Regions from separate parts of the Mus musculus genome. Here regions 1 and 2 are each linked to region 3. Evidence: chromatin loops called from intact Hi-C (ENCODE). Cell type or tissue: left cerebral cortex. All regions are shown on one strand. Links, peaks and the distances in the headings refer to the core of each region. The heading gives the core; the rest is flanking DNA. Region 1 has its middle 56 kb from the start of Gm40816. Region 2 has its middle 67 kb from the start of Gm40816. Region 3 holds the start of Zrsr1 (zinc finger (CCCH type), RNA binding motif and serine/arginine rich 1).

What was found. Peaks named below come from ENCODE experiments on the same cell type or tissue, not always from the same donor. Only the 100,000 strongest peaks of a DNase experiment are listed, where the experiment ranks them.
Region 1: a loop joins it to region 3, with 3 times the contacts of the local background. A loop is called at or near these places in 8 of 42 quality-filtered maps.
Region 2: a loop joins it to region 3, with 2.5 times the contacts of the local background. A loop is called at or near these places in 6 of 42 quality-filtered maps.

Annotation. Positions count from the first base shown.
Region 1 is chr11:22,704,838-22,715,453 of GRCm38, reverse strand. No RefSeq gene overlaps it. Among named protein-coding and RNA genes, the nearest start is that of Gm40816, 56 kb to the right of the region's middle. In left cerebral cortex, for the core only: a CTCF peak has its summit at 4,611 (motif pointing left); a DNase peak (open chromatin) is centred at 4,579.
Region 2 is chr11:22,716,145-22,726,760 of GRCm38, reverse strand. No RefSeq gene overlaps it. Among named protein-coding and RNA genes, the nearest start is that of Gm40816, 67 kb to the right of the region's middle. In left cerebral cortex, for the core only: no CTCF peak of the experiment used is centred there; DNase peaks (open chromatin) are centred at 6,506 and 6,897; H3K27ac peaks cover 814 bases.
Region 3 is chr11:22,965,017-22,975,632 of GRCm38, reverse strand. The region is part of intron 1 of Commd1 (COMM domain containing 1); the gene reads left to right. It overlaps Zrsr1 (zinc finger (CCCH type), RNA binding motif and serine/arginine rich 1), which reads right to left and starts at 3,628. Exons shown (of 1, transcript NM_011663.3): 1 at 1-3,628. The coding sequence starts at 2,405. The coding sequence ends at 1,119. In left cerebral cortex, for the core only: CTCF peaks have their summits at 3,345, 5,958 and 9,154 (motif pointing right); DNase peaks (open chromatin) are centred at 1,824, 2,693, 3,624 and 5,964; H3K4me3 peaks cover 1,854 bases; H3K27ac peaks cover 1,698 bases.

The DNA.
Region 1 (10,616 bases), core at 248-8,247, 260 kb after region 3:
ATGAAGAATTCTCTCTGCCCACCTGGTGGGATTATACACAGAGGAGGAAGGAATGCAGGTAAGAGCAATGTTTCTCGAAGTTATTACTGGGGGAATGAAGGGGAACAACCAAGTCTGTCAACTATGACAAAATCAGAGAGGTCACCCAAGGAAAAACTGAGACACTTTGTTGGAAAAGCTGCTTCATAGCAGACTAGAGGAAGCTTTCCATAAAAACACTAATGTCAGCCCTACATCTCCCAAGAGAGAGACAAACCTTCATGGAGCAATTTTGCATCATCTTACCAGCCTGATATGAGAAGGAAACACCAGGCTTTACAAACGGGAGTCCAGTTCTGTTTAAACCAACTACTAGTATAGTTTTCCAAAATTTAAGATGTTCTTGATTAAACTCAAAAGGTCCAGAAAAGGCCTGAGATGGCTTGCTTTAAATGCAAGAAAAATGGACACTAGGTTAAAGTCCATATCAGATCTCCACAGGCCCCTTTTACATCTTAAAACAAAACAAAACAAAACAAAACAAAACAAAACAAAACAAAAACGGGCCCAGATCTTTGACATTGGATAATTGACTGCCTCATGTGTCAAAGAGAAGGCAAGGGAGATCAGAGACTCTAGAGGCAATAGAAAGGACAGATGACAACTGAAGCCTTAGCAGATCCTCACTGTCCACATTAAAGAACATTCTCATCATTCCTGAGAACCCTGGGTAACTTGGGCATTATGGGTAAGCAAATTCATCTTCTTATAGAATTCATCTTATTCAATTATAGACACATTGAGGTTAAACCATTTTGTTAGTCCACAGATCCTCCTGGAATGGATGGTCAAATAGATGTGGTTGATGTTCCTAGACAAGCCAAGTGACGATGATTGACAGGTACATGATGTAGGACGATGGACGGCTACAAGGGCACCACATGCCTTTAAGGGAGCAGAACAGGCACATGGTTTTCTGTGTCAGGCTTGTGCTATAGGACACACCTTCACTGTTTAATGCTGTTTAGGGGAGAGGCAGTCCCCTAAGGTCCCAGTGTCAGGAAGACTGATGCTTAGATTTTCCACACACGCCAATCTGTACCAGATAGAAACTCCTGGTGGTACTGATAGACACCGTGAAGGGTGGGTAGAGGTTTCCCATCAGAACTCAGAGCTACAGAAGTGACATGGATTTATTAAAAGAAATTATGTCTTTATTTTAGTTGCCTCAGACACTACAAAGTGAAAATGGACCCTTTTACTTCACAAATAACCCAAGCAGTGGCTAAGGAGTTAGGTATTTATATTTTGCCTGGAGGCCTCAGTCTTCTGACAAAATAGAAAAACCAGTCAAACCTTCAAGCATGTTTCAGCCAAGCTTTGCCAAGACACTTCAGAGCAATGGTCAAGCATACCCTCTCCATAGCAATACAAAATACCTCAAGAAAAAAAATGAAAATGACCCCTTTTAAAAGGTTTTATGTGAGACCATTTTTTTGTAGGAAGGCTTCATAGTGGATCTTGAGACAGGATAGATACTAAAATATCTTACTAATTGGGGACAATTTCAGAGAACAATTAGAGAATTTGGCTTTCTCTGCCCTAGAACACAGCCCTATTGATCTCAAGATTAAACCTGGGGAACACGTCCTAATAACTTCACAGAAAGGCTCTTTGTCAGATTAATTTACTCCAAAATAGAAGGGGCCCTGCATTGTCACCTGGGCCACTCCAATGGCAATAAATGTCCTTGGTGTTGTACAGTTAGATTCATTTTTCCAGGGTTAAACCTGTCCCACTGACTCCAGAACATGCAGGCAAATGAATACTCACGTGAATTAACTGAAAATGCCATTGGATGCGCTTTCAAAAACAACCCAAGGTAAGTGGAACATCTGATTATAACAGCATCAACCAGGCCCCTGACCTCAGTTACTAGGCTAAGCTTCCTGCTATTCCTCTCATGGAAACATCTGCCTAGGGGCCCTGGTACTTGGGGTTGATTAATTGAACCATATTTTGAACTTCATTAAACCCTGCTAGTTGACTTTCCATCTCTGAGGGGCTTGCTTGCAGCCAGGACTGATACAGGACTCACCCTAGCAGAAGCTAACTTGCAGAAAGCACACTGGCGATCAGCTCAGAAGGAACTTGGGAAACTCAGATGCACTATCCTTTCCTGACTTAACTCAAAATGGCAACATCTTCCCTCCCACTTGGCCCTTGTTCACTCATTTAAGCTGGAACCCAACTACTAAATCGCCTTTTTGCCTACATTATGAGAAGGACTCAGGTCCCTGGAAGAAGTCTGCTTGACATTTATAGTAGGTCTACCTTCCTTGCAGAAGCCCTGAGCTGGTTACTCATTCTGCAGGAACTGTATCCATTCATGGACTTTCTCTGTTCCTTGTTCTCTGCTCCTTTTGTACCCGGCCCCATCTCCCACCCCACCCCCCCAACCCCAACCCCCGCTGCCTCCTGACTTATCTTGTAAGCAGCTCTTCTCATATTTTTCTGAGAAAGTCCATTTTTACAAAAATCAACTAAGGATAATTGTTTCCTTCTCATTAAGTATAATAAGTGTTCTTGGCTCCCAAGGCATCCTAAAGAGGTACCTTTTATATATACATACAAAGGCTAGACAATTGAACCCAGCCCAAAGAACCAGGATTTCCCCATTGGCTGGTGCCAATTTTGCAGCACAGGGGATGACTATACAAGGGGAAGCCTGGAGTATTGTACTCTGACCTACCTCAGACCCTAACTGGCCTCAGAAGTATTGGCCACATACAGTATATGCTCAGATAACCACATTCTGCATTTCACACCCTCAAGCTAAGCTTCTGGATTCAAAAGATCTCTATTGGATTGTGGGGCAAATGGAACTATGTCACCAGATGGAAACTGGGAAAGTTGAGCTTAGGGAAGACCTTTCATGGAGCAGAAGGGGCTAGAAGAGCTTTCCCCCTCTGTCTAGGGGACTGAATATACATTAATTTAACACAATGAGAAGTATTTTTAAGTTTACATATAAAAGACAATCAAAGGAAACTCAAACATTTAATGATCTTGTGAATATGATAGTTGATCATATAATTTAGCATGAGAAATACCTTAAGTCTATAGTTAAAAGACAACCAAAGGAAACTGAATTTGTGATTACAAAAGTTTGATTATATAGTAGAATGTTTTTTTAGAGCTAGGCTAATTTATAATAACTCTATTGGTTAATGTTAGGATTTTTTTTTTGTTTGTTTGTTTTTGTTTTTCGAGACAGGGTTTTTCTGTGTAGTCCTGGCTGTCCTGGAACTCACTCTGTAGACCAGGCTGGCTTCGAACTCAGAAATCTGCCTGCCTCTGCCTCCCAAGTGCTGGGATTACAGGCATGTGCCACCACTGCCCGGCTAATGTTAGGATTTTAAACTCTTGAAGTCTCAATATAACAGTGGCATAGCAAGGGGAGGAAATATGAAGTTTTTAGTCACTGGATACTGAGTTTAGGTAAGGGAGTAAGAGAAGGTTACATCTGCGAAGGGTTATATCTAAACTTGTATATACGTTATTATGAAGTCTGTGAGCAAGGTTAACTGGTCTGTCTTTTTGATAAGAGATCTGGTAGTCTTAACTAGTTAAGGAATTGACTAATGAGCTAATATGGTGGTGGATTACCTTGGGGTAAGAATCTAGTTGTCTGTTTTCTAGCTGTCAAGCTGCAGTTAGCTTAGCTGTCAATGTTATTAGAAATCCGGGAAGAATAAATTATAATCTAGATGTCATATTTTAATTAAAATGACAGAGGTTGGTCTATAGTCCACTACCTACACAATTCTCCCAGGTCCTTGTGGTCGCCATCACAACTCGGCAGAGTCAGTCTGGTCATCCAGCCCAGAAGATGAGAGGCTTTTCCTGGAGAGTAGGAACATGGGAGAAATGAATGACTCACGGTGTCTTAGGCAATATGAGACATTTAATTCTCTGGGTTCCCTGTTTGTCCACAGTTCAGGAAGAGCCCTGGCAGCAAGTAAGGCAATGGGGCAGTCTTTCTCAGTGGTTATCATACCACAATCCAGGTAGTCTCTTGATGCTGTGTTTATATCTTCTTGGAGACTCTGTGTGTGTGTGTGTGTGTGTGTGTGTGTGTGTGTGTGTGTGTGTGTCGGGGAGGGGGGTGTCACTGTTAGGATTTGAGAGTCTTTGTCTGTCATAATAAGCATAAACATTTAACATTATATTTAGCAGATTTCTGACAAGATTGAGAGCTGGTATCTATTAAGCATATCTGGGCTAGACAATTTGTGTCTGCTTTTAATTACTTGCTTTACAGTGTATCTAGCAAACAAGGAGGTTACATTGTAACTTAATAACAGTAATGACAGTAGCAAAACCAAGGCTAAACATATCTTTAAGGCAGTGATTTTCAACCTTTTAAATGTTACAAATCTTTAAGCTAATATTAAATTAAATTATTGTAAACATATGAAAAAAAAAATCTTATCTGCCCATAACAAAGATGGCAGATAGTCATAAGACTGTCTTCAACTAAGATGGGACTGAAGCTACAGCCAGCCATGTGACTGCCCTTAGCTAAGATGGTGCTGGAGCTATAGTGCCCCCTGAAGGAAAGTCAGATGTTTGTTATATCTTAGAATGAAACAACAGAAGCATGGCTATGTATCAGCAGAGGCAAACATATAAAGAGACAAATAGACATATTTTGCCTGGCAGGCATGGCATTATGTGCATGTAAAGAGATGTCTCCCTGTCACTGCAGGCAGCTTCTGCCACCTTGTGGGTCCGAGCAGCAGCCCGGTGGGTCTGTGTGGTACATGGAGCAGCTGAGTTGCTTGTGTGGTACACAACTGACTTAAAACTGGTATGGACCAGAATGAAATCAGAGACAAAAATTTCCCAGGAAGCAGAAGTTTAAGGCTGCCCACTACAGCAAATGGCTGGCATTGGAGGTGGCTGTCGAGCAAGTTAAGTTTGAAACAAAGTATGGAGAATGCTGTTAGAGTCAAAGTTGTGGGGAGCAGAGAGCATGGAATGGAGAACAGAGAGCAGGGAACCTAGAGCGGGGAGCAGAGAGTGGAGAACAAGCTAGCTAGATCACAAAATAAAGTGGTTTGGCGTGAAGGTGGGGAAAAGCCTATACATAGGAAACCTTCCATTCTTTGGATAGCTGGATAGAGCTGTAAAAGTTTTAAGTGACCAATTAGAGTTATTATCTAGTGGGTATTGGGGACAATTTAATGGGTGAATTTGGAAGCCTTTAAGACCAGGAGGTGTCCCAGTAGGGAACCTGGAAGTAGTGGTAAAGACATTCCCATTGAGTAGGAATGGCAGCCAGGCTAGATTACCAGGTTGTTATGAGGTGAACTAGGGCCTGAGCTGTGGACCAGTGCCCGAGCTGTGGGAGAATGGTTTACCTGTGCCCAGGATTTTTCAGCAATGAGAAAGAAAGCATGTCGAGGAGAGAGAAAGATCCCTCCGAAGGGAAGAGGTCCTAAGATGAGGAGTTAGTGAGAAGAACCACTCATGGAGACTGCGAATACCTCCGTCCTCAAGAACACTAGAGGGTGGTCAGCCGTCCCTTTAGACCAGGGCTGTTTACACTGACCAGTGGTGGGGAGGCTTACCAATTCACCTGTGTTTGGATGGCGAGATCTAGCACTCTGATGGCTGAAATGTCCATGCTGTGGGGAATGTGAACCTGCAAGTTTGTAAATCTGAGTCATGGCACCAAATGATGTTTTATAAGCCAATGATATGTTTTGTAGATCACGGTATGGTGTGGTAGGAGGGGTGCTTTAGTGGGCCCATGCTGAGGCATCTCTTCCCACTGAGGTACCAGCCATATGACATGTCTAGTATAGAATAGAGTTTATTTAGGGGCATGGGAGGGGGGTTGAGAAGGGAGTAGAGGCAGAGAAAGAGAGGGGACAGAGAAGGACAGAGAAAGAAAGGGAGAAAAAGAGAAGAGAAAGAGAGGGAGGGGGAAGGGAAGGGGAAAAAGAGAGAAGCTAAGAGAGGCCAAACAGTCCTTTTTATAGCAAGCCAGGTCTACCTGGCTATTGTTAGATAACTGTTAGGCAGAGCCTAGAAGGAATGCTAAGGTGCTAACATTCCTCCATTTTGGTTTAATTTTAAAATGATAAACCAGAAAGAGGTGATTGAGGCAGGAATAGGGTTGTAGAGATCTTTAGCTATTTTCTGCTGACTTTTACTTCCTCTAGATAGTCAAGTTCAGCCGTCTTCTCAGCGCTCAACCAGGGCAATGGGCCAACTCCAGTGGGGCCAATCTGAGGGCCTCACTAAACCATCAAATCTGGAGTAGTGATGAGCAGTGCGTATAAAGGGCAGGATCTTAATCAATGTAAGCTTATGACCCACACTTACTGGGAGCTCCTCATTCATGGGGAATAATCGCAATCCTTGATCCCCATCACAAATGCAGTTCAGTGGGTTACCTGTGCCTGCTGGTGTGGGGTAGGCACACACAAAGCCAGTCAATGTAGTGTGTGTGCAGCCTTGGACAACTAAGGGCATCCCAGACTCGCTGTTGCTCAATCTTGTGTGGCTGAATGCCACTCATCCCTGTCTCAGTTTCAGTCCACTGAACAGTTAATTGGTTCAGCAATCCCTGGTCTTCCTAGCCCCTACCCATCATTACCCTTCTGACTTATGGTGTGTTTTTTTTTTTCACCCCACCCCACCCAAAATTTTACTTCAAATAACATAGACAACAGTCACTCCAATGACACCTCCCCTTAAAAAAAGAAAAAGGCAGAGTTATGGAAAAACTGGGAAGGCTGACCATATTTAGAAACTCTGGAAATTCTCCTATCTGAGAACAGTATGTGTTTCATCTACTGAGCCAATTCCTGTCCTGGAGCATGTGACCACATGAGGATTGTAACAACTAGTCACATAGCATAGAGCACAGAGTCCTCCATGCTAATGAGGTACCTAGATGAGCCCTGAGGGTTTAGCCAATAGGCTTCCCTTCCCAGACATTCCTTCCTGCAAAAGGTATTTGCTGGTCCAAGCTGAGTAAGTTGTATATCCATTTCTCCACTATCAATAAACAGTTTGGACAAGTAAGAGCTGTCTCTTATCAAGATCCACCATGGGGGGAAGGCCTTTGTCATACAGAGCTGTGCCACCTAAGATTTCCACAGAAGGCCCCTCTGCCCTACAGATGGACACTCATCCCTGAGCTAAACTGGAGATCCCCCCAGCCCTGGACTTGTCCCCAGACTGTGTCCCTTCCTGTTTTCAACTCTTTGTGCCCCCCACCCCGACCCGATCCCCCGGGCTCGTCGCCAGTCTGGTTCCCGAATCCTTCCAGTTTCCAGCAGTGTCTGGGTGTCCGGGAGTTTGGGAACCTCAGCTTTGGCCCCAGTCTGCATCGTTTCTCACTCAGACTGGGGCTCCACCTTAGGCTGTGTTCTGGCCCCCAGACCCTGATGACAGTGAGGATGGAATGCAGCCTGGTGCCTCTACATTTTGTCTGCTAGAGCGGTATTAGAGCAGTATTCACACATGCCAGCTACAAGGCAAAACACAGACCCACATCAGATTCCTGGAAAACAGGCCCTCTCACTGGAGAGACACTTGCTTTCTGGGTCATGTGACCACAGATAGTCCTATGATCTGTGAAAGCTCATCCCACTATATAACAACAGTGCCTGGCAAACACAGAAGTGGATGCTCACAGTCAGCTATTGGATGGAACACAGGGCCCCCAATGGAGGAACTAGAGAAAGTACTCAAGGAGCTGAAGGGGTCTGCAACCCTCTAGGTGGAACAACAATATGAACTAACTAGTACCCCCGGAGCTCGTGTCTCTAGCTGCATATGTAGCAGAAGATGGCCTAGTCGGCCATCATTGGAAAGGGAGGCCCCTTGGTCTTGCAAACTTTATATGCCCCCGTACAGGGGAACTCCAGGGCCAAGAAGTGGGAGTGGGTGGGTAGGGGAGTGGGGGTGGGGAGGGTATAGGGGACTTTCGGGATAGTATTTGAAATGTAAATGAAGAAAATACCTAATAAAAATTGGAAAAACAAAAAACAAAAACCAAGCCGGGCGTGGTGGCGCACGCCTTTAATCCCAGCACTCGGGAGGCAGAGGCAGGCGGATTTCTGAGTTCGAGGCCAGCTTGGTCTACAAAGTGAGTGCCAGGACAGCCAGGGCTACACACAGAGAAACCCTGTCTCGAAAAACCAAAAAAACAAACAAACAAACAAAAACCAACACATCTATGCCCATGTCCACTGGCATGACAGGCTTGTCTGGCAGATGGCAGCTGAGAATCATAATATGTCTAACAACAGTTAATCTGCCAGAACTGAGAAAGAAAGTGCAGAGTGTAGACTAGGGTCAAGATGAAATAAGCTCCCTTTCAGGGATGGTCTAAGAAAGCCTTAGACTTACTTAGAAAGCACATGAAAGAAAAACAAGATACAACCGTTCTATCATGGTGGTGGAAAATTGGGAGGAGCAATAGTCTGGTTTTCCATCCTGGAGAAGGGTTTCTCAGGACGCTGAACTGCGGGGTGGGAAGTCCCAAGGAAATTCGGGTGACTGGCTTACTCCACAGGGAAAACCCAAAAACAATAGATTTGTCTTTTAAAAAAGTAGCTTGCCTTTGAGTGTTTGCCTTGACTATGACGTCTAATATCTGTGTGCATGACTGTGAAGGCACACTGAGCCTTTTTTTTTTTTCTTTTTTCTTTTTGGTTTTTCGAGACAGGGTTTCTCTGTGTAACCCTGGCTGTCCTGGAACTCACTCTGTAGACCAGGCTGGCCTCGAACTCAGAAATGCACCTGCCTCTGCCTCCCGAGTGCTGGGATTAAAGGCGAGCACCACCACGCCCGGCTCTGCACACTGAGTCTTATTAGTGAGGGTTGGAAGAAGAGTGCAGGGTTGAGGGTGAGGCAGGATTTAAAAACTGGGTTAGAGTCAAGAAGACATATATGTAATATTTGGACCCAGCAGGGGAGTAGAGGGAGGTAAGCCTGGTGCCTGAGGGGATATTTGAGAGAATGGATGAGTAGACAGCTCATGGATTATGTGAAGAGATTTGTTAGGTCTGGAATAATTAGGGTGGTAGCAGCTGGAACCTATAGGCAGGGAGTCTATCCCCACACAGCACAATGCCATTGTTTAAAAAGTGATGCCGTGGGATTGTGGGTATCTCCTGCAAGTTGGCAGAGGAGAGCTAAGGTCTGGTCCTCATTAACTAGAGGAACAGAAAAAGGGGTTTGGCGCTACCGCTCTTTAAAAAAAAAGTAGTAAAATGACTCTGAATGGTATTCTGCTATACTCAATGACTAGTTGTCATCAGAGAAGCTTCCTCCTGACAAGAATAGACACAGAGACCCATGGCCAGACATTACATGAAGACAGTCCTTGGAACACATGGTTCTAAGTGACATCGTATCCTCACCAAATCCCTCCCCTCAGAGCTTAGGGAAATCTGTGGAAGAGGAGGCAGACAGAGTGTACGAGCCAGAGGGGATTCAGGACACCAGGAGAGCAAGGCTCTCTGAATCAAAGGAGCAAGGCTCATATGAACTCACAGAGACTGAAGAAGCAAGCACGGGGCAACACCCATCTGCAGCAGATCCATATATATCTATCTCTATCTCCATCTCTATCTCTATCTCTATCTCTATCTCTATCTCTATCTCTATCTCTATCTCTATCTCTATCTCTATCTATCTATCTATCTATCTATCTATCTATCTATATCTTATAGCTTTCAGTCTAGTATTTTCATGGGATTCCTGAGTGTCTTAGTCAGGATTTCTATTCCTACACAAAACATCCTGACCAAGAAGCAAGTTGGGGAGGAAAGGGTTTATTCAGCTTACACTTCCTCATTGCTGTTCATCACCAAAGGAAGTCAGGACTGGAACTCAAGCAGGAGCTGATGCAGAGGCCATGGAGGGATGTTACTTACTGGCTTGTTTCCCCTGGTTTGCTCAGCTTGCTTTCTTATAGAACCAAGGACTATCAGCCCAGGGATGGTACCACCCACAATGGGCCCTCCTACCCTTGATCACTAATTGAGAAAATGCCTTATAGCTGGACCTTATGGAGGCATTTCCTCAAGAGAGGCTCCTTTCTGTGATAACTCCAGTTTGTGTCAAGTTGACACACAAAACCAGCCAGTACACTGAGTGTGTGAATGAGTGTGTGTCTGACTCTGGTGCCTACTCTTGGACACTTTTCTTTCTATTAGGTTACTATGATGGTTTGCATATGCTTGGCCCAGGGAGTGGCACTATTAGAAGATGTGCCCATGTTGGAGTAGGTGTGTCACTGTGGGTGTGGGTTATAAGACCTCATCTTAGCTGCCTGGAAGGCACTAGTCTGTTAGCACCCTTCAGATGAAGATGTAGAGCTCTCAGTTCATCCTGCACCATGCCTGCCTGGATTCTGCCATGGACTGAACCTCTGGATCTGTAAGCCAGCCCCAATTAAATGTTGTCTATATAACAGCTACCTTGGTCATGGTATCTGTTCTCAGCAGTAAAACCCTAACTAAGACTGTTACTATGTCCAACTTTGGTGTGATGGTTTGAATTTTCTCTCACTATATGTTATTATTTTATGTTTGATTGTTATCTTT
Region 2 (10,616 bases), core at 2,273-10,272, 250 kb after region 3:
CAAGGCTCAGGGACCCTAGTGGACAAAGGGGATGGAAGGAATCTAAGAACTGGAGGAAGGGGTGGAGCTGGAGGAAGGGGTGGAGCATGTTGCCAAACAATTCTGAGCTTAATAATTCTACCTTTAGAGTTAAGCCACACATGCTTGAAGATTATCATTCTAGTTGGCTGTTGACTATTGACATCCTCTCGGAGAAGGAGGTTCAGGGAGGGTCACAGGACCTCACTGGAGTATCTAGCCCCTCCATATCACCTGTTGTATGTAATTCTGCCCTAATTGCACGTGGCCTTGGGAAGGGGCTACAGTATATAGGCAAGGGAAACTAGAAGAGGAGTTCTATTTATGTGGCCATGGGAACCCATTATCCCTGCTGGGTAAAGACTTTCCAGTGCAAACCTTTGGGGAGGGGAGAAACATCCATGTCCCTGTATGTAACCCTTACCAATGCTCTGTTAGTAAGCCCAATAAACTCATGGATGCCCAGGGTGAACTTCGGTCATATCATACCTTTGGTTTGTTGTTGGTGTCTTAGGGAGGTGGATAAGGAATTTTAACCAGGGTGAACTTTGGCCATATCATACCTTTGGTTTGTTGTTGGTATCTTAGGGAGGTGGATAAGGAATTTTAACAACCCCGTTAATGATGTCACAAGTTTATGATCACTTGGGCAGAATATAACAACCACACCACCCCCAAAGCCATGGGATCTATGAAGAGGCATAATAATTCCCCTTCCTATAAGCAGCCCCACTACCAACCAGCTATGAGGAGATATGTGCTTGCTTATGGTTCTTGCCTTGTCAGTCAGCCACACAGTAAGCCTTTCTTTACATAAAAAAACCTCAATCCCTCAGCACTGTGTGCTTCGCGCACTAAGTCCTCACTCAATGATAGTTTCTGGCAACCCAGATAGGACTTTGAGTCCTCTGGCTGTCTGTGGGTCTGTCTGGTCCCTAGGTGGGACTACCTAGACTGCTATGAGGCCAGAAGTTGCCTTCTTCCTTCAGTGCTGTGGGTGTCCTGTGCCAACTTCCTTTTTAAATAAAAGAAATGGAGAAGAAAAAAAAAAGAAAAAGAAAAAGAAAAAGAAAAAGAAAAAGAAAAAGAAAAAGAAAAAGAAAAAGAAAAAGAAGACAGCTTGCTCTGGGAATGAATTATCAGATATCTAGGCCAGTGAGCCTGGAAGGGAAGCTGTGGCTCTCTGGTTCAGGGACAGATGTCAGCCTTCTGATTTTGACATTTTTGTGAGGGGAGGGTAGAACAGTATGTGAAATAACTAAGCTACAGATGATTTCAGTCTCTGATATCTGATTTAGATGCAGAATAATAAGGGCTCTTTAATGCATTATCTTGTCTGCTACTTTATTGATCTGTGTTGTGGTCATTGGCTTTGTCATTAGCTTAAACCCAGAAATTAGTGACTGTTCTGTCATCAAATGCCACTTGTTTGCTAAAGCCACATGCTCCTAGTTCCCTGTCATGGAGTTATCATATACTCCCAGTCACCAATAAGGGTCCAGTAAGGGGGCAGTAGGGGGCCAATAGGTAGGGGAGAGTAGGGGGGATTAGGGGGCAGTAGGGGCACAGTAGGGGGCCAGTAGGAGGCTAGAAGGGTCTGGTTGTTGGGCTAATGGTAATCTCATTATAGTGATAAAAACATACCTACAGGTGCTGTCACAGATTTGACCACACTCAAATGAGAAAGAAAGGGACTCAGGAAATTCTCCTATTGTGAGAGAAGTTAAGATAACAGCATGTACACCACCCCTTGCCCCACCAGCCCTGCCCTACCAGGAAGACAGATCCCAGAACTCTTCATATAGAAGGTATCTTTTGGCCATGCTCCTTTGTCTATTTCTTGGCCATTAAATAAGACTTCTTCCTTCCTTCCTTCCTTCCTTCCTTCCTTCCTTCCTTCCTTCCTTCCTTCCTCCCTCCCTCCCTCCCTCCCTCCCTCCCTCCCTCCCTCCCTTCCCCCCCCCCCTCTCTCTCTTTTCGTTTTGTTTTGTTTTGTTTTGAGACAGGGTTTCTCTGTGTAGCCCTGGCTGTCCTGGAGCTCACTCTGTAGACCAGGTTGGCCTTGAACTCAGAAATCCACCTGCCTCTGCCTCCCAAGTGCTGGGATTAAAGGCATGCACCACCACTGCCTGGCTTAAATAAGATTTCTTACCTCTTCCTGGAACTGTTTGGTTATTTGTGAATGAAACTGAGCAGGATAGGAACTGGCAGATATGGAGAGCAGTTTGAGAGAGGCTAAGGGATTAGTGAATGTAGCAATCGTCTTACTGGAGGGTCCTTGGAGTCCTAAGAGGCAGATGGTCCCTCTAGCCCATGCTAGGTGCCCGAGGGTGACTAGGGTCTTCAGACAGGTATCAGGGTGACTTGCTCACGGTATGAAGTGTTTCACAGGAAGCTTTCTCAGAAGAGCATGCCTCACTCTTGGGTTGGAAGTTGCTCTAACGGCCCATTAGGGAGGTGTAGGAAAGGAGCTCACCAGGCCTTGAACTTGGAGACTTTGTCAAACACAGAAAGAGCGACTCTGTGGACGTTCCCTATGAACCTTCCTGCTCTGGTCACCAGAAAGCCTCTCACAGAAATGGGTCCTAGAGAAAACACTGAACAGACCTTAATGAGAAGCCATGGAGACAGTTGTTCCTGGAAAGTCCGAGGACAGCTTAGGCAAATGTCCCATCAGCCATTTTCCCCATTTAGGGAAAAAAGTGTCCCTCATGTACTTTTAAAATTTAAAGCATAGCTATGTTTTTGGTAGTATCTTGTGGTCTTTTTGGTAACTTATTTTGGGGTCTCCATATCTAGTTAAATATTTTGTTTGATTAATATGACTAATTTAAAAGTTTTTTGTAACACTATCGCAAGTAAGTTTTAAAAGGGTTCAGCATACCTAGTCATGGGGAAATACAAGTTAATACTACTTTCAGATACCAGCTTATTCCAGTCAGAGTGGCTATAAAGCAGTTTGTCTGTGGTTGTTTGAGTGAAAATGATGTTCCCCATAGGCCCATAGGGAGTGGCACTATTAGGAGGTGTGGCCTTGTTGGAGGAAATGTGTCATGGTGGGGGACGGGACTTTGAGGTTTCAGATGCTCAAGCCAGGTCCCGTGTCTCTCTCTCTCTCTTCCTGCGTCGATCTGGAAGTAGAACTCTCGGATTCTTCTCCAGCACCATGTCTTCCTGTGTGCTGCCATGCTTCCCACCATGATGACAATGAACTAAAACTCATAATTACAAGCCAGGCCTGATTATAAGAGTTGCTGTGGTCATGGTGTTTATTTAGAGCAATGGTCACCCTCGATAAAACACCGACAAAAGGACCAGGTGTAAGTGAGAGTTAACATGAATGACTTTTAGGTTCCTGACTAATTTTTTTTTGCCTTTAACAATAAGTTAAACTTGAGACTGGGCCTCTTGTTTCCCAGGCTGGCCTTGAGCTCAATGAACTCTGTTTCCATGATGTGTGCATGGTGAAAAGAGCCAAGTCCTGCAAGTTGTCCTTCACCTCCTTATGTGCTGTGGTACTCATGTCTCACATCCCTTACTTCACACAAAGTCAGTAAGTAAAAGTAATAAAGTTATCTTTAAAAAAAAACAATGTTTTAAAAAGCAAAATGAAGACTCAACTATTATTGATGGTAGGAAATATCAAAAGTCAGTGTGAACAACAAAAATGTATTGCACAGCAGAAAGCAACTTAGCACTAAATAGGAATGAGGTATTGCGACATACTGTAGTGTGGATACACCTTAAAACATGCTACATGAAAGAGTCAGGTACTGTAGTACCAGGGAAGTGTTCATGAACCCTGAAAGACCAATCAGGAGCTAATCTGATGAAATCACACCAGGGTCCTTATTGACAAGCTTGAGGTCAGGCTTAACAGGATGGTTCCAGTGAGAAGAGCCCCAACACTGGTTAGGACAATGTTTATAGGAAATGGCAAGCAAGGGCTGAGTGTTTCTAGCCTGGCCAGCATCTAATTGGGAGGCTACTGTGGCCTTTAGTATAATTGGCTGGTGCTGGGAGCCAAACCATAAACGTAACTTCTGCTTTCTTTTCCTAATCAGTGGTTTTTAGGCAGGGGTGGGCTTGTGACCTTAGGTACAGACTTGTTGGGGGGGGGGATAACCTGGAAACTGAAGCTAGGTTAGTTTACTTGAGTTTAAACTTAAGTCAGGTTCCCTAAGATGAAGTCTGGACCCCCAAAATTTGGTCTCTCAGTAAAAAGATTATACATTGGTTGCCACCATTCATGTAATGTCAAAATAGCAAGTCTATGAAGGCAGAGAAGAGATGAGTGTCTGCCTAGGACAATGAATGTCAACTGCTTGGTTTTGATGTGGATGAAGTATGTCATAGTTGTGTCTGGTACAGTCTATCTGCTTTGGTGAATCACGATATATTACTAGAAATGAGCATGTTTGCTGAGGCAAGCTGCAGAAACCAAGCAGAGCCTGCCCAAGAAAGGCTACATGTGCTGATTGTATTTTGTATTATTAGATAAACATGAGATGATTGTCTAAAGTCTTGTGTTTCAGTGTCAAGTTGACAAGGGGTAGTCTTGTAGTGGTTAATTGTGACAGTCATCTTGATTGGATTAAGAAATGCCTGGTGAAGCGCACCTTTGGGTTTGCCTTAGGCTTGTCCTGAAAGGGTTAACTGAGGGGGAAGACCTGCCAAGGGTCTGGGCAGCATCATCCTGGGAGGGTGGTCCTAGGCCAAATAAAAAGGGCAAAAAGGGAAAGTCAATTGGACACCTGCATTCATGTCTGTCTGTGGTGAAAGCCCCAAGTTCATGTCTATCTGCTGCCTGATCCAATTATGTGTGAGCTAGCAGCTTTAACATGCTTCTGCTGCTCGCTATACCTCCCCACTATGATGGACTGTAGGCCTCAAACTGTAAGCCAGAATAAAGCTCTCCTTCCTTAAGCTGTGTGTCAAGTTACAGCAAGAAAAGTAACTCGCAATTCTTAGTCTATGCACACCTCCCGAGAGTCCCTCAGTGGTTTGGGGTCATGATGATGGTTGCTGTGGTCATATCACATGGAATGCCCCTCCCATCTGTGCATAGCTCCCTCCAGGTCTTGCCAAGTCTTTCTCTCACAACTATCAGGGAAGAAAATAATGTTCTCTTTAATTCTCATAGAATGTTAGTTGGGGCAGTTTCCCAACACTCAGTAGTATATCAGGAGAAAAACAAAATCTAGGAGTTTATTAGCATGTTAATATATACATGGGTGACACCCACAGGGTGAGCAGCTAAGATGCAGGTCTTTCAACTCTGGCTTGTACGCATCTTCCCCAAGAACAGTACACCTCTAGATGAGTTACAAGACAAAGAAAGGATTTTGTGCCTCTAGGAGAAAATGACTTGTAAGAGCAAATCAAAAGCAGACAGAGTCTGGTTAGCAAAGCTGGTCAATGGGGATTCCGCTGGTGCCATCTCTGACCCAGCAGGAACCAAAGTTGTCTTTCCCTCCAGCTGGCAGAGAGGAGTAGAATATCTGTTTCCATGAATCTATGTTCTTCTTTTAGCTCAATAGATGGAAGGCAGAGTGCTCCTTTGTCTGCAACTCCTTGTCTTCAAATGAACATGCCTTCATATTTGGGGCATACACTCTGGAGTATAGTCTCCCTTATCACTCTGGATAAACAGCAAGAGCCAAGTACTCCCTACCCTCTGTTCTTGGGCTGCCTTCCTCCATGGCATTTACCACACAGCCCCATATGTTTCTTTTAAAATTTATTTTCACAGAATGTATGACTCTAGGAGGGGGGAGGGGAAATCAGCTATTTTGTTCTCTGCTAATTTTTTTTCTTCTTCAAGATTTATTTATTATATATACAGCATTCTGCCTGCATATATGACTGCAGGCTAGAAGAGGGCACAAAATCTCATTATAGATGTTTTTGAGCCACCATGTGGTTGCTGGGAATTGAACTCAAGGCCTCTGGAAGAGAAGTCAGTGCTCTTAACCTCTGAGCCATCTCTCCAGCCCTCTCTGCTAATTCTTAATGATCAACAGTTCCTGACACATAAGAGATGCTCCGCAAATGCAACTGTATGTTCAGTGAAAGAGTAAGGTACTGAGTAATGGTTTTATCCTTTCTCAGCAGGGGCTCATCATGTACCCCTGGCTGGCCTAGACTTTACTATGTAGACCAGGATGGCTTCTGACTCCTGGAGAGCTGTCTGCCTCTGCCTCCTGAGTTCTGGGCCTGTTAGTTTTTAGGTGAGAAGAGACTGTGTGTGAATGGCTCATGTGTGCATAAAACAGCTTTAAACATGTTACAGGAAAACTAGGTCACACTGGTTGCCTATGGCAAGGTGAACTTGGTGACTAGGAATCAGCATGGGTAGGAGGGAGAGGAGGAGAGGGGGAGGGAGAGGGAAGGGAGAGGGAGAGGAAGAAGGAGATGGGGAGTGCGAGAGGGAGAGGGTAGAGAGAGAACAGGGAAGAGGGGGAGGGAGAGGGAGTGGGAGGGAGAGAGCACTCACTTGTTCACTGTACTCTTTATTTATAGATCACCAACTTTCTGAATAATTCTTCAATTTAAAAATAAAAAAGAAGCTCTTATATCGCTTGCTTTTTTTTTTCAGCTGTAAAATCCTATGACAAATCACACCCATCAGCCCTTTTAAATTGACAGTTATTTCTAAGTGTTTGCTGTTAGAAAGAGCCAGGACATCTACTTTGTAGTACAATAGCTGATTTGGCCTTTTAAAGGCTCTTTCACTTTGGTTATAATTCTTTGCCATATAAAATGTAGCCAATACTTCAAAATAAACAGGAGTTTCCAACTGTTGATGTAGAGCTGTATTTGACAGCCGTGAGTGGGATTGCCTCAGGAAGCAGGGGATGCTGGGAAAGGCAGATTTTAATTACCTCATGTAACATTTTTTATATTCTCATTGGCAAGCTTACCCTGTCCTTGGTCTGTGGTTGCTCACTGATTTTCCAGGACAAACGCGGGAGTAAACCATGGTGACACGGTCCTATAGGATGTGAGCACAGTCTGGGTTTGCTGAGTCATGCAATGGGAAACAACCTGAACAGGAAATGAATCCTTGTTCTGCTCAGGAGGTGCTGTCTGACCTCAGTGAAATCACTACTGTTTCTGGCCTGGGCCTTCCTCACCTCATTCATGGAAAGATTGATGTAGGTCCCTCCCTTTATCCTGCAGCACAAACAGATGCGTGGCAGCTGCTAGGCTGCAGCTCTGAAGGCTGTAGTTCTTCTTGTAGGTGAAGAGGGCTCTTTGCAGAGGGAAAGGCAAACAGGGAAGCAGTTGTCTGCCTTTGCAGAAGGGATGCCATCAGTCTGCACCTCCTCAGGTTAATGAGCTAGCAAACTCTGCAGGCTCCTGTGTGTAGCACCCATCACTGGCCCCAGGCAGGACAATGGGGCAATGTCAGACTTAGATCTCCCTGGGTTGCTTATTTTCTTAGCTTTTAAGGGCCCAGGGTGTACTGTGAGACTCCCGAACCCAACCCCTCCTCAACCCCAAGGCTTTACATTCTGACAGACTTCCCTGAATGCCCCCACTCCACCTTGGCCTCCTGCTAGACTTGAAGAGTCTCTTTCCTGGGCTCAGACTGGATGATGGACACCCCTTCCTCTCCCACTGCTGGCCAGTGCATGCCTTCATATCCTTCACGGCTGCAGTCAGACCTCGCTTCAGAAAACATGTGACAGTGCAGGATTGTATCCAACCGACTCCAGTTATTACAGGAGCAATGTTCTTATCTTCTGTTTTCATCCGTAACTAAAGACTTAATTTAAAAAAAGACCTGTTCAATAGAAGCTTGCACACTTTCAGCCTTTCCAGACTTAGATTACGTGCAATGTGGGGCTGGGGAGATGACTACAGTTAAGGCCATTGACTACTCTCCAGAGGACCTGGATTTGCCTCTCAGCAGCCATCAGTAATTTTAGTTCCAGGGAATTCAACATCCCCTCTGGTCTCAGTGGGTACTGGTCTGAGATGAGATTTATTTTTATTTTATGTGTATGAGTTGCTTGCATGTATATCTGTGCACAATGTGTGTGCCTAGTCCCATGGAAACCAGAAGAGGGCGTCAAATCCCCTGAAACTGGAGTTATAAATGGTTATGAGTTGCTGAAAGACCCTAGTGGGGAGACCCCCACTCAAGTCCCGAGATGGCACACCTCCAAGGAATCACAAGAGACCGTCTTGATGCAAACACACGAGGTAGTTTAATGACGGAACTCCGGGCTGACACGTATCTCACGCAGGAGACAGAGGAGTCGACCACGAGGCTCAGAAGCTAGGGGTTTATATACAAAAAGTTGGGGGCAGGGGAAGAATTGGCGCGGTTACACAAAATTGAACAGTTTAAACATCAGCAAATTGTACGTGCAGAGCGAGGTAACAGCTGAGATAGTCCGGGCGTCCTTGTATGCCTCTCCTATCTTTATGGCTAGCCAGTTCCTGGAATGACTTAACAGCAACAGCCTTTGTTTTTTGACCTTGGGCCAAAAAGCCCTCCTAACTAGCAAGCCGCATGAGTCATGGGCCTTGAATTTAATTTTCTTTCACTGCCATGTTGGTTCTGGAAATTGAATCCAGGTCCTCTGCAAGAGCAGCAAGTGGTTTTTTGTTGTTGTTTGTTTGTTTGTTTTTCAAGACAGGGTTTCTGTATAGTCCTGGCTGTCCTGAAACTCTCTATAGACCAGGCTGGCCTTGATGAACTCACAGAGATCTGTCTGCCCCTGCCTCCTGAGTGGTGGGACTCATGATGACTGCAAGAGCTCTTAACTGCTATGCCATCTCTCAGCCCCTAGGGAAATAAATCATAAAAACAAATAAGTAAACAAACAAACATAAGAATTTAAGTACTTGGCTTCTGTATAATGTTCCTTCTATGGGGTCATGACTAGTTGCCATATCTTCTAAACTGATTCCAATTTAAAGTGTACCCATTACTAATGACCTAAGAGTTTTCATAATAAAGTTGTTTTGCTCAAAATTATTGACACTACACAGCAAAATGTACAATTTAATTAATAAATACAAACCTTAAATCTGGTTGAATAAAGCAGAATGACTTTTAAATCTTAATTAAAAAATCATATGTCAGGTATGGTGGTGCACACCTTTAATCTCAGCACTCAGGAGGCAGAGGCAGGTGGATTTCTGAGTTCAAGGCCAGCCTGGTCTACAGTGTGAGTTCCAGGACAGCCAGGGCTATACAGAGAAACCCTGGCTCGAAAAACAAAACAAAACAAAAAAATTGGTGCAGGTCATCACTCTTTCACTGAGAGCTTGCTAAGCATTCCAGAAAGGGGATGAAAAAAAAAAATCTCCCCTTCACTTTGAATGCTCCAGGGATAAACTAACAAAGGTTAGAAGGGAGAAAGGCATATAAATTAGCATGCAAATTGTGTTATGGCTTGCTTGTGGAAAGTCACTGGCAGGGCAGCTGACCACTAAGCCCAGCATTATTTGCAAACCGGTATATCTCTTGAGGCAAGTGAGGGCAGAGTAAGGGATTCTAAACTGGTTTATTTGGTGTTTGTGTGTGGGGTGTTGAAAATGATTATTGGAAGAAATTAATGTTTCTGACAGAGAAGAGCTTGACCCACCTGTAATCCCAGTAGTCAGAGGCAAGGCCAGCCTGTCTCAAAACAACAAACTAAAACACATTTTGTTGAGAATTTGCTTGAGCCCAAGTAACACTTGTCTTGTAAAGGAGGTCCTGCCAAGTGTGGCTGTCTTCTTGCCTCCTGTTCTGACATAGTTGGTGATAGAGGCAGGGCAATGTCCCCTTTACAGTCTGCTTTCCCAGGATGCTTAAGTATAGAAATCCCACATGTTACCTTCGGCTTTGCTAAATACTTTACCTTGAGTGTACTGGATTCGATGTTAGGACTCACAAACATTCCCTCCTGGTGCTCCAGAGCATTATAGGAAACTCACATGCTGGGCCCTGTATGGGAAGAGGACCTGTTTACCAAAGCTGGAGATCTATACAAAGAAGAAGTTGGAAGCAGTGTGGTTATTTAGCACAGGAATAAAGTAGATGTTAAACTATTCTCCTGGCTTTGTGTAAGGAATAACTCACAGCTTGCTAATTCCAGAGCTGTGAGAATAACAGGCATTAGATGGAGTGTGTGCTGGTTTTGCTTTGTTCAGGTAACTGAATGGGGTCCCATGGTCATAGGAACCTGCTTCAGGATCTCTGGTACCTACTTGGGAGCATATTAAATGACAGCCCCAGCACCTAGTATGGTCATGTAGTTCCAAGGACCAGCCTTAGCTTGGAGAGGGGTTCCAAGGAAGGGGTGCCTGGGAACAGTGAAACAAATGACTAAAAGCAAAATCATGGGTTACAAGCTGACAGCCTATGTTCTGCTTGAGACATGGCTCCAGATTCTCTCTCTCTCTCTTTCTGCTCAAGATCGCTTTCTCTTGCTGTTCTAAAAACTCCCTGGATAGCTCATCTCTTGCAGACCAAAAGCCCAGTTTTTTATTTACTTATCAATTCAGTCATCACCCCAGGTTCCCCTCTGATTATCCCATGAATCAGCATCCCATGACCCAGCCCCTTGATTCTTAGAAGAAGACAGCAAATACAT
Region 3 (10,616 bases), core at 1,817-9,816:
GTATTCGCACCCTTACTGTTTTCATTGTTTGCTGTTACTGGGGGTCATTAGACCCACAGGCATGAGATGAGCATACTGGCAAGTGCTCTGCAGCTCAGTTACACTCCTCATTGTTCATGATTTGATAAATACTGCTTTGCCAAAACATGGTAACATGTTCATTCATTTGCTTCCTATCTTTAGCAGCTGTTGGCAAAATAGTAACAGTAGCTGTGACAGATGTTTGATATTAAGAGCCTATAGTATTTAAAATCTGAACATTTACATAAAGATAACTCTCTTACCTCAAACATTTATTCTTAAATTTACAATGTTGTATTTGGAAATAATATGTGTAAATTATATTAAGTTGGTTACTTAGTAGAGAACCTAAAATTTTCACTAATTTGTTCTCAAGACTATGAGACCTATGATTAAGAAAATATCATTATGAGCTAGAAAGATGGTTCAGGGGTTACAGCATTTGTGCAGACACACACACACACACACACAGAGAAGGCTTTAAAAAAAATCTGACCATTGGATTTGGGAGGTGGTATATTTCTGTGACCCCAGGAGCTGATATGGGCAAATCTTTGTGAATCCAAGGCCAGCCTAGTTAGTCTATATAGCAAGTTCCAAGCCAGCCAGGGATACATAGTGAGAGCCTTTCTATAAAAACAAGGAGCATTAGTGTTTCTGTACTCTTATGTGTTCTTTGTAAAACAGATTCAGACAATATAAAAACGATGTTAATAAATATATTAATGACAAAGCATCACAATGTAAAGTTATTACAGGAAAACAACATGGGAAGCCAGCTTAAACTGTATGGAAAATAACATCAATAACATGATACTAAGCATTATAACAGCATTATAAGCATTATAACAGACAAAGAAATACTGAATACCTGTTTCTGTTTCTTAAAGCCACAAGGTTTTGTAACTTGGTTGGGAATTAGATGGAGTCACCATGCCTTTCCTTTGTAATCAGTTTCGTTTTGAATATTTTGGGGAATCTGAAGGATACTGTGTTAGGTTTTTATTCTGTAATGAAGTTTTGTTCATTTGTAAAATGAACTCCCTTGCCAAGCCTGATATCAGTCTTGGGTCCAAGTGGTGCTGCCTTAGCTGGGCTCAGGTTCTGTGGCTCTGGCTTTGTGGACCTGGACTGCTGTCCTCTTCTCTTCCTCTTCTTGAACTGTGCCTCTCATGACTCTTCGTTGTCTGTTTGTGAGATTTCTTCCACCTGTGAGGACTCTTCCTCTCGGACTCCCTGTTTCTCTTGGAGGAGTGGTATGAACCAGAGTGGTAGCTTCTTGACTTGCTATAGTATTCCTCATGATGGTCCTTCCTTTCCCTCCTGTCTGAGTTTTTACCAGAGGAGCCAGTCCAAGCCGGAGGAGACATGTAGATGTCTCTGTTAGCTTCTCTAAATTCGTTGTTGGGATTTCTGAACACATGAAGGAAGTTGCAGTGCTTTCCTTTTGGACACTTTTGCATTTCGAATAAACCACAAATTGCAACCTTCCACCGGGTCACTGGACAGAATTCACACTGGAGCTGTCGTCCTGCGTACCATCTTCCATTAAAGAGAGAGAGGGCTGCTTGGCATTCTTCTTCCGACTGGTACTGAACATACACATTGCCCCGCAGATGAGGTTCCAGGTTGCAGCTTACTTTGAACTGAATCACCTTTCCCACGTTCTTGAACTCCGGCAGCACGTCATGGTAGAAATCCAAGAACTGCTGGTAGGTCTCCTCCTCACTGTACTCCAGGTTTGCGTCTGAGTCATAGTCATCCCTTCTGCACTGCTCCATTCCAAACGTTGTAAACATACTCTTCACAAGAAGGGTGGGACTTGACGTGGGAAAGTCGTGTTTCCGTGAACATCTGTTACCAAATCTGCACGCTCCCGTTTTATTGTAGAAGGGACAACTGGGTCGATATTTCTCCAGCCTTAAATCCTTGGGTGGTTCCGGGTTCTGCCAAATGCGCTCATTTTCAGCCTGGTCCAGCATTTTCTGCACCGCTTCCTCCCTCTCTCTCTTCTCCTGTAGCTTCTGCTCCTCCTCCTCTCTCTGTTTTTTCTGTTGTTCTTCCCACTCGGCCTTTATTTGTCTCTCCTGTTCTTCCTTCTGTTTTCTAGCGGCCTCTTCCTTTTTCTTCTTTATTCTGAATTCTTCTTGCGCCTTCTCCTCCCTCAGCAGCCACTCTTCATGTAATCTTTGCCGCTCTATCTCCAGTAATCGCTCTGCAAGTTCTTCGTTAGCAGAAACATCATCGTCCTCCTCTGGTGGGGCTTCCAGAGCTCTCAGCCGAGCCATTTTCTGCCGACGTTTCTTGCGTTTCTCCTTCTTCATTGCCGCCTTGTATTGTTTTCGGCTGAGTTTCTCAGGAATCGCGGTCTGCCGTGATGCCATTTTACCGCAGAGCGGGGGGGGGGGGGGGGGGGGGGGGGGGGGGGGGGGGGGCTCTTCCCGGATCTCGCGATAATCTCTTTTTCTCACGCTGTGGATTGAAAATGTCGCCCGCTGCTAAGTTGTTCTGCTGTTTAATGTTCGTTACCTTCCTGGACAGCAACTTCAGGGTGGCACCATTCAGCCCAGTTGACTTTCCTTTCCACCAGCCTAGAAAGCTTGAACCAGCTGAGTCACCGGCGTGTTTGCGCAATGCAGCAACCAGTAGTTGAATGTGCGCATGCGCAGTCGAAGGCCAGTGTTTGCGTTGGAATGTGGGCTGTACCGCCTACCTGCGCAGTCACTCGGTTATCCGCAGTACGTAGGCCTGCCTGCGCAGTTATCCGGTTATCCGTGGTACTGCCAGCCTGCGCAATTACCCGGTTATCCAGTTACCCGTGATAAAGCCTATCCGTGCAGTTACCCGGTTGTCCGGTTATCCGTGGCACAGCCTGCCTGCGCAGTGACCCGATTATCCAGTTATCCCACGCAGTTACCCACTTATCCGTGGTAGGCCTGCGCAGTTACCCAGTTTTCGGAGGTACGGATGGTCTGCGCAGTTACCCGATTATCCAGTTATCCGCAGTACGGCCTGCCTGGGCAGTCACCCGGTTATCCGTTTATCCGCAGTACATAGGCCTGCCCATGCAGTTACCCGGCCGGGCCGGTATGGCCGGCTTGCGCAGTTATCCGTCTATCCAGTTATCCGTGGTATGGCCTGCCTGCGCAGTTACCCAATTATCTGTGGGGCGGCCGCAGTTACCAATTATCCGCGATTATCCGTGGTACAGCCAGCCTGCGCAGTTACCTGGCTATCCGCAGTACGGCCTGCCTGCGCAGTTACCCAGGTATCCGTGGTTATCTGTGGTACGGCCAGCCTATGCAGTTACTGGTTATGCATGGCACAGCTGGCCTGTGCAGTTACCCGGTTATCCGCTTTAAGGCCAGCCTCCGTGGCATGGCCGGCCTGCGCAGTTACCTGGTTATCCGTAGTATGATCAGCCTACGTAGTTACCCGGTTATCCATGGTACAGCTGGAACAGTGGTTATCTGCCTTACCGACCGGCCTGCGCAGTTGCGGGTGGTTATCTGCAGTACGGTCCGCCTGCGCAGTCATCCAGGTATCTGCAGTTATCCGCAGTATGTCTGATCTGCGCAGTTACCCTGTAATCTGCAGTTACGTCTTTACTCCGGGAAAGGCAGGCCTGCGCAGTACGATTTACTGCTTTTTTTGTCTCCGCCCCCTGCAGTGGGAGTGCTCCTGCAGTAAGAATGCTCAGCCCTGAGCCGGGGCAGGCTTGTCTCACTGCAGGGCACCCCTCCATGCCGGTGCTGGCAGCTCACCTTCCCGGGCTTGTTTATGTGGGTGCTGGGAATAGAAATTAAGTTCTTATATTTGTTTGTCAAGGGCTTTACCAGGTAAACCGTTTTTCTGGCTTCAGCTCCTCACTCTTGTGGAAAGTAAGGGGTTTTGGTTTTGTTGTTGTTTTGTTTTTTAAATATTGAATGTGGGCCTGGTGTGGTGTCGCACGCCTTTAATCCCAGCACTCGGGAGGCAAAGGCAGGCGGATTTCTGAGTTCGAGGCCAGCCTGGTCTACAGTGTGAGTTCCAGGACAGCCAGGGCTACACAGAGAAACCCTGTCTCGAAAAACCAAGGGAATAAAAAATTGAATGTGTTTTGTTTTTTGCAAACACATTCCTTTCATTTGTTCTGTAATGTAGTTTTGTGGGGTATTCACCAGAGAAGACTGCTCAGACAAGTGTTTAAGCCAAGAAAAAAATCTTTTATTTTTGTTTGTTTGTTTGTTTGTTTTTTCAGAGACAAGGGTTTTACTGTGTAGCTGTGGCTGTCCTGGAACTTGCTCTGTAGACTAGACTGGCCTTGCATCATGCTATGTTTAGGTATGATCCCCATAGGCTCTTATGCTTGCACAAGCCTATAGGGGCCAGGGAGTAGAATGTGATGGTTTGTATAGGGAGTGGCACTGTTAGAAGCTGTGGCCTTGCTGGAGTAAGTGTGTCATTGGCTTTAAGACCCACATCCTAGATGCCTGGAAGCTAGTCTTCTAGCAGCTTTCAGATGAAGATGTCAGACTCTCAGCTCTTCCTGCACCATGCCTGTGTGCTACCGTGTTCCTGCCTTGATGGTAATGGACTGAACCTCTGAATCTGTAAGCCAGCCCTAGTTAAATGTTGTCCTTTATAAGACTTGCCTTGGTCATGGTGTCTATTCACAGCAGTAAAACCCTAACTAAGAAGAAAGCTCTGCCTGCCTCTGTGTCACAAGAAAGAAGGTAGATACCTGTGTATAGCAAAAGTTATATTTTATGCTGAGGGTCATCATACAAGGTTCACACTTTAAATTTCTAAATATGGTCCTAAGTCTTTATCCCCAAGGTGCTCACCTGTGTGATGTATCTTAGCTGGAGGTCAGGTCCAGTCTTACAGAAGTCTCTGATTTGAGGGTCAGGATCCTGGGGAGACTGTCCAGCCACAGGGTTCATCTAGGAGGTATCACTCCAGATATGCAGAGCAGTCCGCATCATGGGGTTTATACCTGTATCAGGTTCTCTTGAGTGTGTGAAGTTGCTGGGTTCTGGGTATCAGACACAGTGTTGGCTGTAGTGGAGGTCCTGACTAAGCTATTTTTACATGTGTAAAGACTTTTAAAAAAATACTATACTGATTACACTGCTTCCTGAGTGCCGGGATTAAAGGGCTACAATGCTGTCACTCAGCTAGAAAATCTTTATTAGGCTGCTGGTACTACACTGTGTGTTTGGGACTGCAGTGCAACACTGAGCCTTTCTCAGGGTGACCTTTTAAGCACCAAAACCATATCCTAGGTTGACATATTTCAGTTAACAAGAACATCTAGCCAGAAGCAGAACTAGTCAGAAGCAAGGTCAGTTCATTTAGAATCTTTCCCATAGCTTATGGGCTTTAACTGATTAAATCTTTGTTTTAATTTTTGGCAGGTGGTGCTGTCTGTGTGCTGAGTTTTATGGCCTGAATGGCACTTCCATCATGGAGTCAGTTGTGTTAAGGTCTGGGTCCCTCTTATAGAGAAAGATTTTACTCTTACAATATGGTTTGGATAATGTAATTAAACATTAGTAAAAATAGATTTAAAGAGTACCCCCCCACACACAAGAAAATTAAACAAATCCAGGCAGTGGTGGTGAACACCTTTAATCCCAGCACTCAGGAGGCAGAGGTAGGCAGATCTCTGAGTTTGAGGCCAGTATGGTCTGTAAAAGTGTCCGAACAGCCAGGCTATACAGAGAAACTGTGTCTCTAAAAACAAACAAACAAACAAACAAAAAAAAACCTGTGAGTTAATTACTTGGGATACAGTCTCAGTCTTTAATATAGATTGGCCTGGGACTCCACGGGTAGCCCAGGTAGGATGTGAACTTGCAGCAACTATCTTGCACGAGTCTCTTGGCATGACACAGTCCTGAGGTAAAATATGGGCGTACGTTTAGGTTTTAGCTGTAATTTTATTTTTCTACTGTAGGCGGCAGTAGAATATTGGTTTGCTAATAGCTGCAGGACTGCATAAAGATGTCTAAATGTTTCCTTATTCTGGAATGTTCGAGGCAGAAAATACTTTTGCTGGCTATTCAACAGTAATAATTTTGTGTATAAAAACATCTAAACATTTGGCTTGGCATTTTGAAATTAAAATTATTTTTAATAAAAAATTTGTTTCAATGGGTCTGGCGAGATGTCTTAGTGGTTAGGAGCTCTTTTTGCAGGCTGGCAGTGGCGGCACAAGCTTTACAAATGCATGGATGACAAGTACATGTCACATACAGATGGATAAATTAATATAGTAGAATTTTTAATTATAAAATTAAAAAGAGTGGGAGCCAGACGGTGGTGGTGCACGCCTTTAATCCCAGCACTTGAGAGGCAGAGGCAGGCGGATCTCTGAGTTCAAAGCCAGCCTGGTCTACAAAAACAGAAAAACAGAAAGGAAAAGAAAAGTGCTTGTTGCTCTTCTAGAAGAGCCAGGGTTGATTCCCAGCACACAAATGGTGACTCACAACCCAGTGTTACTGCAGTTTTAGGGGATCAGAGGTCTTTCTGGTCTCCAATTGAGGCAAAACATTCATACACATGAAATAAACAAATTTAAAAATTAGAAAAAGAAATTGTTTCAACTAATTCTTTCATTAAAAAAACAAAACAAAACAAATTCCACAGAATTTTGCATAGCCAGGCACAGTGCTTGTACACGGCTGCAGTCCTAGAACTGGGGAGGAAGGAGGAGGAGGATTGGAAGATGAAAGTCATCCTAGACTGCAGCCTGGGCTTGCTTATTTATACGACTGCCTGCCTATCTATCTATCTACCTACCTATCTATTGATCTATCTATCTATGTTTTTTTGAGACAGGGTTTCTATGTAAAATCCCCCCCCCCCCACACACACACCCACACCCCTCTTTCTCTCAGGTTTTTGTTTCTCTGTGCAGCCCTGGCTGACCTGGAACTCATAGTGATCCTCCTGCCTCTGCCTCCCAAGTGTTGTACTCAAAGGTGTGTGCCACCATGGCCTAGCTTTAAAAAGTCATTTTTATTACTATGTGTGTATGAGTACTTTGCCTGCATGTATGTCTGTGTACCGTATTCATGCCTGGTACCCACAGAGAGCTTCAGTTCCCTTGGATCTAGATGGTTGTGAGGCATCATGTGGGTGCTGGGATCTGAACCTGGTTCTTTGTAAGAGCAGCCACGTTCTTACACGCTGAACCATCTTCTCTAGCCCTACACTATTTCTTAACAGAGAACCTGCCATTACCATTTACGACTTTAAATTTACCTTTCTTTATCCAGAGCATATTTTGCATTTTAGAAAACAAATTATTATTAGTTTATATGAAATATAGCCATGTATTCAAGTCAACATCATTGTATACCTCTGGACTTTGTGAACATCAGTGAGACAGACTATTTCCTTGCCCCTTGTACCTGTATATTCAAGGAGTGGCTACATATGGGAGCATCCTGACAGTGAATATGAATACGCACATAAAGATGAAAGCAAAAATATAAATTAGCCTTTTTACAACTTTCTTTGCCTCCTGTAGAAGAATTTTAATCCAGCAACATGGCTGCTCTGGGAAGGGATAACATCCAAAGACCTAGTTCTGTGTGCTCTGGCTAGAATGCAGATGCACTCCACACCTTCAATCCCAAACAATGCACATAAGATTAGTGTGCAGAGGAAGCAGCACTAGTGTTTGAAAGTGATGTCTAATTGAGAGGCAAAGTGGTGAATCAGAGAAAGATTTGACGGAATGAGTCAGAGATAGGATATTCCCAACTCCTGTGAGAACGCACGGGAAATAGAAGCTATTTAAGAGCAGTGCAGGGAGAGGAGTCCGTCAGGGGTCAGTGCAGTGAGTGCAGCACAGTGGACTTGAGTTTGTTCCTGAGTTCATGCAGTCAGTGTAGGTCAGCAGAGGCAGCAGAAGCCAGACAATAGGAAGGAGCTAGAAGATTAGAATAAATTGCCAGAGTTAGTTTGATGACAGAGCAATTCAGTTAGAAGCCGAGAGAAGTCAGATTGAGTCAGTCAACTTGGAGAGGAGTTTTAGCCAGAACGGCAGAGTTGAACTAGCCAGCCAGAGTTCAGAAAGAACTAAAAAGGATAAGATTATTCAACAGTAAGCCTCTGAGACAATTATATCAGGTGAATAAAAGTTATTTTTATAACCTCCATTTCTCATTTTTTAAAAATATACTTTGTGTGTGTGTGTGTGTGTGTGTGTGTGTGTGTGTGTGTTAGTACTGGTTGTTCTGAAGCTCAATATGTAGACCAGGCTGGCCTCAAACTCACAAAGAACCTCCTGACTCTGTTACCTCCTGTGCTGGAATGAAGAGTCTGCTGCCATACCTGGCACATAGTGACCGTCTTATTTAGGATTTCCATCACTGGGAACAGACACCATGACCATAGCAACTCTTGTAAAGTAAAACATATAATTGACTTACAGTGCAGAGATTTTATTCATTATCGTTATAACAGGAAGCATGGCAGCATGCAGGCAGACATGGTGCTAGAGAAGGAGCTGACTTGTCTGGATCTACAGGTAGCAGAAGGAGACTGTGAGTGTCTCTGGTGTAGCTCCACCTCAAAGCCTGCCTCCATAGTGACACACTTTCTCCAACAAGGCCAAATCTACTGGAGCAAGGCCACACCTCCTAATAGTGCCACTTTCTATGGGCCAAGCATTTAAACACAGGAATCTATGGGGTTCATTCCTATTTAAACCACCACATCAATGTGGGCAATGAGACCTTTCTCCTAACCACGTGGCTACTAGGAGCCAGTCTTCTCCTAGTAGCATTCAGATGAAGATGTAGAACTCTCATCTCTGCCTGAACCATGCCTGCCTGGGTGCTGCCATGCTTCCGCCTTGATGATAATGGGCTGAACTTCTGAATCTGTAAGCCAGCCCCAGTTAAATACTGTCCTTATAAGAGTTGCCTTGGTCATGGTGTCTGTTCACAGCAGTAAAACCTTAACTAAGACAGTGATTTTAAAAAAGGGTTTATTTATATTTAACTATATGTGTAAGAGAATGTACTGTGTTTGGGTTTATTTGTTTATTTATTTATATTTAACTATGTGTGTAAGAGAGTGTGTGTACCATGTTTGTGCTGGTGCCTATAAAGGCCACCGGGGGTCAGAGTTCTTGAACTGGAGTAACAGGTAGCTGCCTGATGTGACTGCTGGGAACTGAACTCTGGTCTTCAAGAGCAGTAAGCACTCTTAATTGCTGAGCCACCTCTCCACTTCTCTGTAATGACTTTTTTAAAAAATTAAAATGGTAGAAGTACTGAGAAAGCTCAGCAGGTAAAAGTACTTGCTGTGTAAGCCTTGATGTCCTATGCTCTATCCCCAAACCCATGTAGAAGGCCAGAAAGTGTGTTGGTGTGCATCTGTAATACCAGGGCTCCCACAGCAAGACGGAGATGGAGACTCTTGTCTCCTAGAACCCCTGGACCAGCTGGCCTGGAATATCCAACAAAGCAGAAACAAGAGAGACCCTTCTCAGCAAGGTGGAAAGAAAGGACCAATTCTTTTTTTTTTTCCATTTTTTAATTTTGTTTTGCTTTTTTTTCTTGGATATTTTCTTTATTTACATTTCAAATGTTTCCCCCTTTCCAGGTCTCCCCTTCGGAAACCCACTATCCTATCTCCCCTTCCCCTGAAGGACTAATTCTTAAAAGATGTCTTCTGGGGCTGGAGAGATGGTTCAGCCGTTAAGAGCACTGACTGCTCTTCCAGAGGTCCTGAGTTCAACTCCCAGCAACCACATGGTGGCTCACATCCATCTGTAATGGGATCCGATGCCCTCTAGTGGCATGTCTGAAGACAGCCACAGTGTATTCACATAAATGAAATAAATAAATAGATCTTTAAAAAAAAAAAAAGATGTCTTCTGACTTCCGTAGATCAACTCTGGCATATGCACCCCTCCTCCACATTGATAATAATAAAGTTAAAAAGTAGAGTGGCCTACAGGCATCAGGATGAGTCAGTATAAATTTACTGAGGTCTCCAGTGAGTAACATGATAGGCATGTGAGTGCCGCTGGGGGCGGGGGACAGCAGAGCTGCATGTGAGAGGCTTAGCCTGAGTGATGAAGTTGATCTTCATAGCCCCAAATCATGAGCTCCCTTGTTGTTACTTGTTGTCGTTGCTTTTTCTTCCTCTCCTATTATGAATTTCTACTCTTTGATGGCAAATTCACTTAAAAACAAATGGCTGTGTTTGGAAGTCTTAGCAGAAGTGTTGGCCTGATTAGTCAGTTTAGATCTGTGTCTAATTGAGGTAGGCTGTAATTGCTTTTAGTTTCTCCTATATCTGAGTTTACCCCTGCTTTTGTAACAATGGACTGCTTGGCTTAAACAGTAGAACTTATTTCTCTGTGTGTGATGTAGAAAAGACACACACACTTGTAAAAGTTGTAATACCATCAGGAAGCTCCTGTCTGCATAACTTCTAACACTGATCACCTCTCAGGTGATCCCCAGATCCTCAAGTTAGGAATTTGGATGTGAGTAGGACATACATATCCATTTGTAGTACATTGGAGCCCCTTTTCCCCTGTGATGATAAGTTGTTTCAATAGCACAGGTTTGAAGAAGAAATGA